Regions from separate parts of the Homo sapiens genome. Here region 2 is linked to region 1. The links are chromatin contacts, found by Hi-C or POLR2A ChIA-PET in ENCODE. All regions are on one chromosome and are shown on one strand. Each heading gives the region's core, a stretch centred on a gene start or an enhancer-like site at or near the end of the contact. The rest is flanking DNA. Distances are from core to core; before and after follow the strand shown. Region 1 has its middle 130 kb from the start of ZNF217. Region 2 has its middle 23 kb from the start of BCAS1-AS1.

Region 1 (6,855 bases), core at 1,221-3,720:
ACACTAAAGTTGAGCTTCAGGTGCCTTTGTCAGTCCATTCCTGCTCTACGATAAAATGCCACAGACCAGGTAATTTATAAATAATTGAAATGTATTTTTCACAGTTCTGGAGGCTGGGATGTCCAAGATCAAGGCACCAGCAGACTGATTGTCTAGTAAGGACTTCCTGTGCTTCCAAAATGGAGCATTGCTGTTGCGTCCCCTAAATGGAATGAACACAGGGTCCTCACATGGCAGAAGAGTAGGAGAGAAAAACTCTCCTCCTCAAGCCCTTCTATAAGGGCACTAATTCCATCCACAAGGGCAGAGTCCTCACGGCCTAATCACCTCCCAAGGGCCCCAGCTCTTAATACTATCATTTAGGGATTAAGTTCCTACATATTATATATATATACACACACACACATATATGAACACACATATATACATATATATACATATATACACACATATATACATATATACGCGCACACACACACACACACACACACATATTTTTTTTTAGATGGAGTCTCGCTCTGTCGCCCAGGCTAGAGTGCAGTGGCGTGATCTCGGCTCACTGCAACATTCATCTCCTGGGTTCAAGCGATTCTCCTGCCTCAGCCTCCCAAGTAGCTGGGGTTAAAGGCGCCTGCCACCATGCCTGGCTAATTTTTGTATTTTTAATAGAGACGGGGTTTCACTATCTTGGCCACGCTGGTCTAAAACTCCTGACCTCATGATCCACCCACCTTGGCCTCCCAAAGTGCTGGGATTACAGGCATGAGCCACTGCGCCCGGCCTCCTACATATAAATTTTAAAGGGAATGTGTTCAAACTGCAGCAGATCAAAGCATGATGTAGGCTGATTTAAACAAAACAAAACAAAACATAGCAGTGAGCAACTGTCCCAGTTTTTCCTGGACTGAGGGGTTTCCTTGGACACAGGACTTTCAGTACTAAAATGTAAAAATCCCAGACAAACTGGGACAAGCTGGTCAAACCTAGTTGAGTTTGAATTTGATATTTAACACTTTCAACATCTTAATGACATTTAAGATGTGAAAATAGAATGTATTTTTCATACTCCTCGTCACTGGGACACTATATTTCTTCACTGACAACTTTTAATGGCCAAGGATCTTATCACTAATGAAAAAGGGAACAGGCTGGGCGAGGTAGCTCACGCCTGCAATCCCAGCATTTTGGGAGGCCGAGGCAGGCAGATCACCTGAGGTTTAGGTGGGAGGATTGCTTGAGCCTGGGAGTTCAAGTCCAGCCTGGGCAACATGGTGAGACCTCATCTCTTAAAAATTAAAAATCAACTACAACAAAAAAGAGGGAGGTAGTAGGACCTATTTCACGGAATCATTATAACTATAAGAAGAGTTATGTTTGGCCGGGTGTGGTGGCTCACGCCTATAATCCCAGCACTTTGGGAGGCTGAGGCGGGTGGATCACGAGGTCAGGAGTTCGAGACCAGCCTGACCAACATGGTGAAACCCTGTGTCTACTAAAAATACAAAAATTAGCCGGGCATGGTGGCATGTGCCTGTAGTCCCAGCTACTTGGGAGGCTGAGGCAGGAAAATCGCTTGAGCCCGGGAGGCAGAGGTTGCAGTGAGCCGAGATCGCACCACCGCACTCCAGCCTGGCAGACCGAGACTCTATCTCAAAAAAAAAAAAAAGAAAAAGAAAAAGGGAACAGAACATGGGCATGTATTTTGCATAAAAGATAGATTTAACTTAAACCTTTACATTAAACATTCTCAATATCTATCCATTTCACTCAATTATTTGCAATATTTGTCTGATATAGTGAAAGTCAGTGTATCCATTAGTTATGCCACATAACAAACCACTCCAACATTTAGTGGCTAAAAACAACCATTTGTTTAGCTCGTGACTTTATAGGTGGGCTGAGAGGTTCTTCCTTTCTGGGCCAGCTCATATGATCACTGCTGGGTATTCCCAGGTGTCTGTGGTCAGCTGGTGGCTAGATGATCCTAAGACGGCTTCCTGTCTATGTGTGGAGGTTGGGGGCCATCACCTGGGTAACAAGAGCAACTGGGTCACATGTCTGGACGTCATCATCCAACAGGCTAGCTCCTTCACATGAAGTTATAGGGTTCCCAGGAGAAGTAAGAAGGCAAACCCCAAGGTACAAGTACTTTTTTTTTGAGACAGGGTCTCACTTTGTCACTTATGCTGGAGTGCAGTGATGCAATCTCAGCTCACTGCAACCTCCGCTTCCTGGGCTCAAGGGATTCTCCTGCCTCATTCTCCCAAGTAGTTGGGATTACAGGCACCTGCCACCATGCCCAGCTAATTTTTGTATTTTTGGTAGAGATGGGGTTTCACCATGTTGGCCAGGCCGGTCTTGAACTCCTGACCTCGAGTGATCCACCCACCTCGGCCTCCCAAAGTGCTGGGATTACAGGCGTGAGCCACCACGCCCGGCAGAGCTTACTTTGACAGTAAAAATTCCCAAAGAGCAAAGTACTGCTTACAAGTACTTTGGAAGCCTCTGTTTCCCCCAACATTTGCTAATGACATATTGGCCAAAACAAATCACATGGCTCAGCCCAGATTCAAAGGGTAAAAAAGTGACTCTGGCTGGGCGCAGTGGCTCATGGCTGTAATCCCAGCACTTTGGGAGGCTGAGGCGGGCAGATCACCTGAGGTCGGGAGTTCAAGACCAGCCTGGCCAACATGGAGAAACCCCGTCTCTACTAAAAATACAAAAAATTAGCTGGGCGTGGTGGTGGGTGCCTGTAGTCCCAGCTACTCAGGAGGCTGAGGCAGGAGAATGGCATGAACCTGGGAGGCAGAGCTTGCAGTGAGCCGAGATCGTGCCACTGCACTCCAACCTGGGTGACAGAGCGAGACACTGTCTCAAAAAAAAAAAAAAAGTGACCCCACTTCTTCATGGGAGGGTCTACAAAGATACACTGCACATAGAGATGGGAAAAATTCTTTAGATCTACCTCAGGTGGCATAGAGAATTTCCTTTTTTCTTTTGGGCAATATTCAATTATTAAAGTCACTCAACTTTTTGAATTTCCGTTTTCTTATAAAATTATGAGGAAGATGACAACTAAATTTGAAGCTGTATTTAAGAATGAAAAGCAATATGCCAAAAGTGTAAAGCACATAACCAGACACATAGCAAACAGTGACCATTAGTTCTCCCTCTCTCTCTCTCTCTAGCTCTCACTCTCTCCCTTACACACACATACACACACACACACACACACACCCCAATACAAAGCATTACATATAGTTGTTCAAACCAGTCTTTGGTATCCAATAGATCTGGGTTTGAATTCCAGGTCTGCTGGTGACTAGTTTTAAGATGTTGAACAAGTTATGTTCATTTCTCTGGAACCTTAGTTTTCTCATCTGGAAAATGAAAATAATGAGGTCTGAATTCCAAAATGCCTGACTGCTGGTTTTAATTACTTTCTTCTATCTGCCCTCTGTCTTCTCCTATTATTTTTTTTCTCCTTATCTAATATAACTCCATTGCATATGTTGCAGTTAGGAATCCTTGCAGCAGGAATTCACTGCTTATCCGACTAACAATAGCTTAAGCAAGAAACACCTTTCATTACCTCACACGGCAAGAAGACTGAAGGAACCATGTGGTATAGACCTGATCTCCTTCTCTGCTCTACCCTTGTTCACAGGTTGACTTTTCTTCTCCATGCTTGTCACCTCATACTTAGACCAATCCTAATTCTTTGGGTCTGAATATTTTCTCACTTGAAACAAAATTGGGGTTTTCTTATGCTGCGTGAGGTGGCTCACGTCTGTAGTCCCAGCTACTCAGGAGGCTGAGGCAGGAGGATGGCTTGAGTCCAAGAGTCTGAGTCCAGCCTGGGCAACATAACTAGATTCTGCCTCTAAATAAATAAATAAATATGGACACAGAGTGTGGCATAATAGACTGGGGGCTCAGATGGGTGAGGGGAGTGGGGGCGATGAGAGATGATAAATTATTTAATGAGTTTAATGTGTTCAGGCATGGTGCTCGCGCCTGTAATTCCAGCACCTTGGGAGGCTGAGGTGGGAGGATCACTTGATCCTAGGAGTTGGAGACCAGCCTGGGCAACATGGCAAGACCCTGTCTCTAAAAAAAATTATTAAAAAAATTAATAAGTTTAATGTACATTATTCAGGTTATGGCTACACCACAAGTCCAGACTTCACCATTATGCAATATATCCATGCAACAAAACTGCACTTGTTTTGTTTTGTTTTGTTTTGTTTTGTTTTGTTTTGTTTTGTTTTGTGAGACAGAGTCTCTGTCCCCCAGGCTGGAGTGCAATGGCGCAATCTCAACTCACTGCAACCTCCGCCTCCCAGGGTCAAGCAATTCTCGTGCCTCAGCATCCCAAGTAGCTGGGATTACAGGCACCCACCACCACGCCTGGCTAATTTTTGTGTTTTTAGTAGAGACAAGGATTCATCATGTTGGCCAGGCTGGTCTCCAACTCCTGACCTCAACTGATCCACCTGCTTCAGCCTCCCAAAGTGTTGGGATTACAGGCATAAGCCACCGCACCCAGTGTTTTTTTTTTTTTTTTTTTTTTTTAGATTTTTGTTCAGATTGAACCCAAGAGGACTCGTGACTCATGGCTCAACTGGTCCTATGGCTCCACCCAACAGCAAGTTCTGCACACCCCTATGATTGCTTCCCCAACGAATCAGCAGCAGTTATTCCCTAGCCCCCTGCCCATCAAATTGTCCAGAAAAACCCTAAGCTCCAAGCCTTCAGGGAGACTGATTTGAGTAGTAACTCCATCTCCCGCATGGCATAGCTGGACTTGGATTAATTAAACTCTTTCTTTATTGTCGTGCCATGGTCTGAGTGGATTGATTTTGTCTGTGCAGCAGGCAGGGAGATGATCACAGTCCGAAGCCCAGTGCCCCACTCAAGAACTCAGCCAAGAAGGTAGCAGAGAGTCTCAGCTGAAGTTCCCAGGCTCCAGAATCCTACTGGGGATTCTTATCCAGAGGCAACCTTAGTTGAAGCATTTAACCTCCTTGAAACTGTTTAAAGAGTTTTCTCACCTTGCGTGGTGGCGCACACCTGTAATCCCAGCACTTTGGGAGGCCAAGGCGGGGGATCACTTGAGGTCAGGAGTTCGAGACCAGCCTGGCCAACATGGTGAAACCCAGTCAAAAATTACCTGGGTGTGGCAGGGGGGTGCCTGGAATTCCAGCTACTCGGGAGGCTGAGGCAGGAGAATCACTTGAACCCAGGAGGCAAAGGTTGCAGTGAGCCGAGATTGCACCACTGTATTCCAGCCTGGGCAACAGAGGGAAACTCCATCTCAAAAAAAAAAAAAGTTTTCTTAACTATATAATAGGGATCTCATCTATATAATAGCAATATAACCTCCCTCAAGTTGATATTGTCCTAACGATTAAATGAAATAATGCATGCTGTGTCTGCACAAGGTGACAATACTTAATATTATCATAGTTTAACTCATTCTCTGACTACCAGGGCTGTTGCCCTTATAGCAGTGTCAGCCACAGGTCAAATTCAAGCACATGCTCTTTGGCCCAGAGAATGTTTTTATAAATGTGGAAAGTTCTTCTAATAAAATGTATACTTTCAGCTTACATAGAAAAAATTAGAAAAAGTTTAAAAATTTTTTTAATTAGAAAAGTTAATGGTAGAGGAGACTCACTTGAACCCAAGAGGCGGAGGTTGCAGTGAGCCGAGATCACACCACTGCACTCTAGCCAGGGTGACAGAGCGAGACTCCATCTCAAAAAAAAAAAAAGGAAAAATTAATGCTAGAATCATACTCTCAAAGGGCACCAGCAGCTGGAGCCTATAGTAGCAGGTGCCCATTTCAGGGCTCTCCAGTTCACCAGTCACCACCCCTCCCTATTGCATTACACTTCGACCACTTTACCCGTATCCTGCCCTGGTGGGCATTTGAGTTTGCCAGTGAGGATCCCAGCAGGAAACAGATGCCCCCTTAAAATAGAGTTAGCATTAGGCAGGGCGCGGTGGCTCACGCCTGCAATCCCAGCACTTTGGGAGGCCAAGGTGGGCGGATCACCTGAGGTTGGGACTTCGAGACCAGCCTGACGAACATGGAGAAACCCCGTCTCTACCAAAAATGCAAAATTAGCCTGGCGTGGTGGCACATGCTTGTAATCCCAGGTACTCCGGAGGCTGAGGCAGGGGAATCGCTTGAACCCAGGAGGCGGAGGTTGTGGTGAGCCGAGATTGCGCCATTGCACTCCAGCCTGGGCAACAAGAGCGAAACTCTGTCTCAAAAAAAAAAAAAGAGAGAGAGAGAGAGGAGCAAGAAGTAGTGAACGCCCTGAGGCTAATCGCAGCAGCAGAGAGCCATTCTTGCCCCCAGGCCAGAAAGGCAAAGGTAGGTGTGGTTCCCAGAATCTGAAGAACACAGCTGTAGAGAAAGCGACCTGACCAGGACTGTGACCTTCAGGAGAGAGATGCAGCCAACCTGGGGCAACCTAGCAGAGAGGGCGCCAGGGAAATACATGCTCCAACCTCCCTTTCTCCTCCCTCCATCTCCTCCAGGTGTCTCCCGTTGGCTAAACCCAACTGGAAACTATAGAGTAGGGGAACGTGTGAATACCGTCCAGGGAAGGCCACCACGGAGGCCGGAGGGCAGGGTCGGAGAGGAGATCCGGAAGAGGAGATGAAAAATATGGCCGGGCCGGGCGCGGTGGCTCATGCCTGTAATCCCAGCACTTTGGGAGGGTAAGGCGGGCGGATCACTTGAGATCAGGAGGAGTTCGAGACCAGCCTGGCCAATATGGTGAAACCTCGTCTCTAATAAAAATACACCGGGCGTGGTTGTGGGCGCCTGTAATCCCAGCT
Region 2 (6,855 bases), core at 1,115-3,614, 160 kb before region 1:
TACCAGCACTTTGGGAGGCCAAGATGGGCAAATTACTTGAGGTTAGGAGTTCAAGACCAGCCTGGTCAACATGGTGAAACCCCGTTTCTACAAAAATAATAAAATTAGCTTGGCATGGTGGTGTCTGCCTGTAATCCAAGCTACTTGGGAGGCTGAGGCAGGAGAATTGTTTGAACCCTGGAGGTGGAGGTTGCAGTGAGCCGAGATCACGCCACTGCACTCCAGCCTGGGTGACAGAGCAAGACTCCATCTCAAAAAAAAAAAAAAAAATTATAGGAAAAAAATAAATTATGGACAAGTTTAGTCATCTTATTTTATAGGAATAAGAATGAGGAAACAGATGCTTGGAGAAGTTCAGACCAGAACTCCTGCAAGCTAACGAATATGGATGTGGGGTGTGGATCTTGGGTCTGTGTGGTTGTTGTGTCTCCCATCTGAACCATCACACACAACCGCTTTCCTGTTTTGTTGACACACAGTGCAGTGTCTTGCATAGCTAGACACCAATTATGTTGGTTAGGTGAATGAACGAATGAGCACCTTCCTGCCACAAAGTTAATTCCTTAGAAGGCTCACGTCATCTGAATTCCATCTTATAATAAAAAAGAAATCAAGCAAGGTAGGGCCAGGCAGGGGCTAAATAAGAGCCTGAGGCAGACAGATAAGTCTTCAGTTGCAGAGTTGAAACTGTCACCGGTGATGATATAAACAGTTGTACCATCTGTGTGATGCCTTTATCAGGTTGGGGGACAGGCTCTGGAACCAGACCCCTTAGGTTCCAATTCAGGTTCAGCACTTACTGGATGCAAGTTAATTAAAGGTTCTGTACCTCAACATCCTTATTTGTAAAATGGGAATAATACTAAGACTTCCATTATACGTCTATGATGAGGATGAGATGAGTTGATACAGAAAAAGTACTTCCAGGAGTCTCTGGCCCACGGCAAGCACCAGTAAGTAGCCTCTCCTCTTTATCCCCAGTGCATCTTCTTCATCGTTAGTTAATTCGGCTGCTCTCAGCCCCCATGAAGTGGCTAGCACAGAGAGGCAGGACTGCAGGATGTCAAGGCTTCATGTTCAGATGGTCTTGGGTTCGCACTCCTTGCAGTGACAAGCTGTGTGACAGAACAAAACTACCTCTTTGTGCCTCGGTGGCCTCATAGATACCACCTCAATAATACCACATCATTATGGAAACTTTATGAAGGCTATATTAACGAATGGGTGCAAAATGCTCAGCTCAGTCATTTCTCAATAATAATGACTCTTTTTATAAACATCCTCACTCTTTTTTTTTTTTTTTTTTTTGAGACAGGGTCTTGCTCTGTTGCCGAGGCTGGAGTGCAGTGGTGTGGTCACAGCTCACTGCAGTCTCAACTTCCTGGGCTCAAGTGATCTTCCTGCCTCAGCCTCCTCAATAGCTAAGACTACAGGCACACACCACCATGCCTGGCTAAATTTTTTGTAGAGATGGAGATCTTGATTTGTTGCCCAGGCTGATCTCAAACTCCTGGCCTCAAGAGATTCTCCCGCCTTGGCTTCCCAAAGTGCTGAGATTACAGGTGTGAGACACTGTGCACAGTGAAACAGCCCCATTCTAATGATGAGAAACTGAGAAGCAAAAAGGTTAAGGATTAAGAACCTAAAGATGCAGAAATCCAGCCAGCGTGTTGGCTCACGCCTTGTAGTCCCAGCTACTAGGGAGATTGAGGCAGGAAGATAGCTTGAGTGCAGGACATTCAGGCAGCAGTGCGCCATGATGGCACCATTGCACTCCAGCCTGGGTGACAGAGCCAGACCCCATTTCTAAAACAAAAAAAAAATCAAATAACTAAAGATACAGAATTTTCAGCTTTTTCTGCAAGAGTGGTGCACCCTGAAGTATGTTATACCAAACACTGGTGGGATACAGAAGGGTATTCAGAGAGCTATCGGCAACATTATGTATTACTTTTTTTTCTTTTTTTTTTTTTTGTGGTGGAGTCTCGCTCTGTTGCCCAGGCTGGAGTGCAGTGATGCGATCTTGGCTCACTGCAACCTCTGCCTCGTGGGTTCAAGCAATTCTTCTGCTTCAGCCTCCCGAGTAGCTGGGATTACAGACGCACGCCACCACGCCCGGCTAATTTTGGTATTTTTAGTAGAGACGAGGTTTCACCATGTTGGCCAGGCTGATCTCAAACTCCTGACTTCAGGTGATCCGCTCGCCTCGGCCTCCCAAAGTGCTGGGGTTACGGGCATGAGCCACTGCACCTGGCTGTATTACTTTTAATAGTTGTGTATTTTCATGAACACATATATACTTAAGGGTGGAGGGTGGGGTGGGGAGAGGATGGAAAAACTACCTATTCGTACTATACTTATTACCTGGGTGGCAAAATAATCTGTACACCAAAACCCCATGACACACAATTTACCTATATAACAAACCCGCACGTGTACCCCTGAACCTAAAAAAAAAGTTTAAAAAAAGCATTCTTTAAAAAAAAAAACGGTATGTATTTTTTTCACAGTTTCTATCTGTGGCAAGAAAATCAGCCTCCCATTTACCATAGTGACATAAAGTTTCCTTTTTATGTCAGTGTAGTCAATATCCAAATAATGAAAGAAAAATCTTAAGTCAACACTAAACAAGGCAGCAAGAGATATGGCAAAAATCATGAAGTTCATATGTGAGCAGCGGCATGAGAGACACTGTGGTAGACCACATCTGGTGATTCAAATCGCCCAGCAAGATGGTCAAGGGGCCCCTTCAAGGGTTGCAGACAGTGACAGTCTTGTGATTCACTCCCACGTTCTTCATAAGTGAATCTTTCCTTTCTCTGGGTACACATTGACCTATTCCTTCATGAATTTCTTAACCACAAATTAGAACCATGTTATGACCGTCTTGGTCTCCAATTTTTCATCTTTCCTAACTTCCCCCTTGATGTCATTAACTGGTGTGTGTGTGTGTGTGTGTGTGTGTGTGTGTGTGTGTGTAAAAGACAGAGAAAGAAAGGCTGAGGGAGAGAGGGAGAGATGCTTGTGAACAAAGACCATACATGCCTCTCTTGTTCACACCACCTGCTTCAATAATGGACATGTGGGAGTGGCTTAATAGTGATCGTTTACCGTGTGCTATGCATGCATGATTGTTTCTAATCCACCCAGCACTTGGCAAGGCAGATAGTATCACACTACGATTTTTACAAATGAGGAGGAACTTGAGGCTTACAGGGGTGAGGTGGACCCAAGTGGAAGCAGCTAATGTGACAATATTAGAAGTTGAACCTGGGTAGCCTAAACTTAGAGCCTAGATCTAAACCCTTACCCCATTGTCACCCACTTTAAAAGATGCCAGGGAGAGGAGGGGAGGGGAGGGGAAGGGAGAGGGGAGGGGAAGGGAGGGGGAGGAGAAGGGAGGGGAAGGGAGGGGGAGGAGAAGGGAGGGGAAGGGAGGGGAGGGGAGGGGAGGGGAGGGGAGGGAAAGAGAAGGGGAAAGGGAAAGGGGAGATAGAGGCAACAATATTATTTTTATTTTTTATTTTTTTGAGACAGAGTCTTGCCCTGTCACCCAGGCTGGAGTGCAGTGGCACAATCACAGCTCACTGCAACCTCTGCCTCCTGGGTTCAAGTGATTCTCCTGCCTCAGCCTCCCAAGTAGCTGGGATTACAGGTACCCACCACCATACCCAGCTAATTTTTGTATTTTTAGTAGAGATGAGATTTCACCATGTTGGCCAGGCTGGTCTTGAACTACTGACCTTAGGTGATCTGCCCACCTCAGCCTGCCAAAGTGCTGGGATTACAGGCATGAGCCACTGCGCCAGGCCAATAATATTGTTTTTAAGCTACCTAACTAAACTTCCATGTCTTGGGTTCTCTTTTGCACTAAGCATTGGACAGACATCATCTCTATTCCTCATCTAAAATCTCTGCTCAGAGGAAGCTTGACTTGGAGACAGGGTAGAGGTTTGCTATTTAGTCATTTGCTGTCAGGACGGAAGTCGTTAAAGTCAGGCAAGCTATAGTTCCAATCTTGAATCTGCCATCTAAAAGCCGAGTAACCTTGGGCTCATTATTTATACTGCCCAGGCCTCGGTTTCCCCATCTATAATAGGGATGATGATGCCTACTCCATCAGGTCCTACAGGGATCAGATGATATCATGTGTCTCCTGTGCCTGCTTCATAGCATGTTCTTGGTGTATGGTTGCTGTAATTATTGCTGTTGCTGTTACCATTATCCACACACCTTATAAGTCTTGGAACCAAACTATCAACCTAGGGCCATTTTAAGAGAGTAAGGAGCTTATGAGTTAAAGTTGGACTTGAACATCAGGGAGTGCAATCAGCAGAACAATGGCTCTCTAAAAATATCCACATCCTAATTCCCAAAACCTATGACTGTGTTCCCTTGCATGGCAAGAGGGAATTAAGATTGTAAACAGAATTAGCTTGACTCATCAGCTAACCTTAAAATAAGGAGTTCAGCTTGGATTATCCAAGTGGCCCAGTGTAATCTCATAGGTCCTTAAAAGTGGAAGAAGAAGACAGTCAAGTAGTCAGAAAGAAATGTGACTCTAGAAGAAAGGCACAGAGAGAGCCAACGCTGCTGGCTTTCAGTGGAGAAGAGGCCATGAGCCAAGGAATGTGGGCAGCCTCTAAGGCTGGAAAAGGCAAGGAAACAGATTCTCCTCTTGTACATCCAGAAGGAACTGGCAAAACCTTGATTTTAGCTGCATGAGACTTGTGTTGGACTTCTGACCTCTGGAACTGTAAGCTAATGCATTTGTGTTGTTTTAAGCCACTTAGTGCTTAAGGACATTTGTTATCCTTAAGCCATAGGAAACTGATACAATGAGAGAAGACTGAGAAGCTGGCTTCAGATCCATAAGGAAGTCAGAGGTCTTGACAACTTGCCTCATGCAGGCAGCTTTGTCTCACTGATCATCTAAAAATAAAAGTAGAGACAATCACTGCTTCTGCTTCTCCCCCTCCCCTGCAGTGTTGGGAGCCTGGGTGCTCACTCAGCAGATCCAGGCAAGGCTGCTGGAAGGATGTTCTCCCTGGCCAGGGACAAACAAGTGATTGCATTCAGATGGGCCCCAGCCACCAGCAGGGCCCAGCAGGTAGAAGATGTTCTAGGCTGGGCAGAGGGTGCTGTCGTTTTTTCGCAAGGCCAGGAAATGGCCTTCTAGACTGGCAATTGAAGGGCTCATGGAGTGATGGCTATTTTTTCCTTCACAAGAGAAGTCTGGTTAAAACAGGAAACGCCATTCGCAGTGGACAGACATCAGGGCACCATGCTTTCTCCGTTTCCTTCACAATCCAACTGGGCTCACCAAGGCCAGAATGGGGGCTGACACTTGGACACTGTCCATCTATGAAGGAATATTTTGTCACCTTTCAAGGGCAGCTGTTCCTCTCCCATTATCTAAAAGGAAGCATAATGTACATACAATAAAAGCACAGATCTTAAGTGTTCAGTTCTGAGTTTTGAGAATGATATACCCCCCTGTAATTAACATCCACCCAAAACAAGTAAGGGAATGTGTCCTTTAGCCCAGAAAGCACCATGGGCTGTTTGTTAAGCAATGCCAAGCCCCATGCCCCACCCCCCAGAGGCAATGACTAACCTGCTTTTGGTTGCTATAGATTAATCTTTCCTGTAATTTCATAGAAATGGAATAATTCAGACTGTGCTCCTTCATGTCTGTCTTCTTCCACTCTACGTGATTTTGAGATTCATTCATGTTGTTGCATGGACTGTCTGTTCCATTTTCTTACTGAATAATCATATTTCACTGTATAGATAGACCTCATTTTTAAAAAATCTATTTTGCAGCTGGATGCGGTGGCTCATGCCTATAATCCCAGCATTTTGGGAGGCCGAGGCGGGTGAATCACCTGAGGTCAGGAGTTTGAGACCAGCTTGGCCAACATGGCAAAGCCCTGTCTCTACTAAAAATACAAAAATTAGTCAGTCGGGGTGGCAGGCGCCTGTAGTCCCAGCTACTCAGGAGGCTGAGGCAGGAGAATTGCTTGAACCTGTGAGGCAGAGGTTGCAGTAAGCCAAGAGCATGCCACCGCACTCCAGCTTGGGCAAGAGAGCAAGACTCTGTCTCGAAAAAATAAAATAAAATAATTTTTAAAAAATCTATTTTGCTATTAATGCCATTTGGGTTGTTTCCGGTTTGTGGCTATTATGAATAAAGCTGCTACGCATATTCATGAATAAGTCTTTGTGTAGACACAGGTTTTCATTTCTCTTGGGTAATACGTAAGAGTAGAGTCTATAAGAAACTGCCAGACAGTTGTACACCCTTTAGCAATGAACCAGCCTTCTGGTTACTCTTCATCTTCACCAACATTTGTTTCCTTTTTTGTTTTTGTTTTTTCGCTCTTCTAATATGCATGAAATTGTATCTCATTGTGGTTTTAAATTGCACTTCGATGTCTTTTGCTCATTTTTAAAAGTTGTGTTTATCTTTGTATTATTATTTGTAGTTCTTTATATACTTTGGATACAAGTTATCACATATGCAAAATTTTCCCCCAATCTGTGGCTTGTCTACTTATTCTCCTAATACAGTTGACCCTTGAACAACACAGGTTTGAACTGTGTGGTTCCACTTATACGTAGATTTTTTTTAACCAACTGCAAATCGAAAATACAGTATTTTCAGGTTGCAAAACAGAGGGCTGACTTTTCATATACTCAGATTCCACAGAACCGACTGGGGAACTTGAGTATACATGGATTTTGGTACATGTGGCAGGTTCCAGATTGGTCTGTAGTATCTTTGGATGAACAAAGCTTAAAAATTTAATGTTGACCAATTTATTTATTTTATTTGATGGTTAGTGCTTTTTG

Evidence for each region. Hi-C counts contacts between places; a loop is a spot of excess contacts on that map. ChIA-PET counts read pairs that join two places held with the same protein, here RNA polymerase II (POLR2A). Pooled maps may share reads with other maps.
Region 2: a loop to region 1 is called in a map with no recorded cell type, with 7 times the contacts of the local background. The contact joins two enhancer-like sites. A Hi-C loop is called at or near these places in 5 of 37 single-sample maps with no recorded cell type and 5 of 50 pooled maps. POLR2A ChIA-PET finds 5 or more read pairs at or near these places in 9 of 52 experiments (AG04449, AG04450, GM12878 and 6 more).

What each region holds. Positions count from the first base shown.
Region 1 is chr20:53,724,904-53,731,758 of GRCh38, reverse strand. No RefSeq gene overlaps it. Among named protein-coding and RNA genes, the nearest start is that of ZNF217, 130 kb to the right of the region's middle. RefSeq lists enhancers at 1,877-1,976, 2,257-2,306, 2,707-3,207, 5,422-6,419, 6,420-6,855. Within about 2 kb of position 2,470, at least 4 of the 41 ENCODE cell types and tissues checked have a DNase peak (open chromatin) inside an H3K27ac peak, as active enhancers do; they include GM12878 and OCI-LY7, where a contact is called at or near this core.
Region 2 is chr20:53,889,345-53,896,199 of GRCh38, reverse strand. No RefSeq gene overlaps it. Among named protein-coding and RNA genes, the nearest start is that of BCAS1-AS1, 23 kb to the left of the region's middle. Within about 2 kb of position 2,364, at least 7 of the 41 ENCODE cell types and tissues checked have a DNase peak (open chromatin) inside an H3K27ac peak, as active enhancers do; they include GM12878 and OCI-LY7, where a contact is called at or near this core.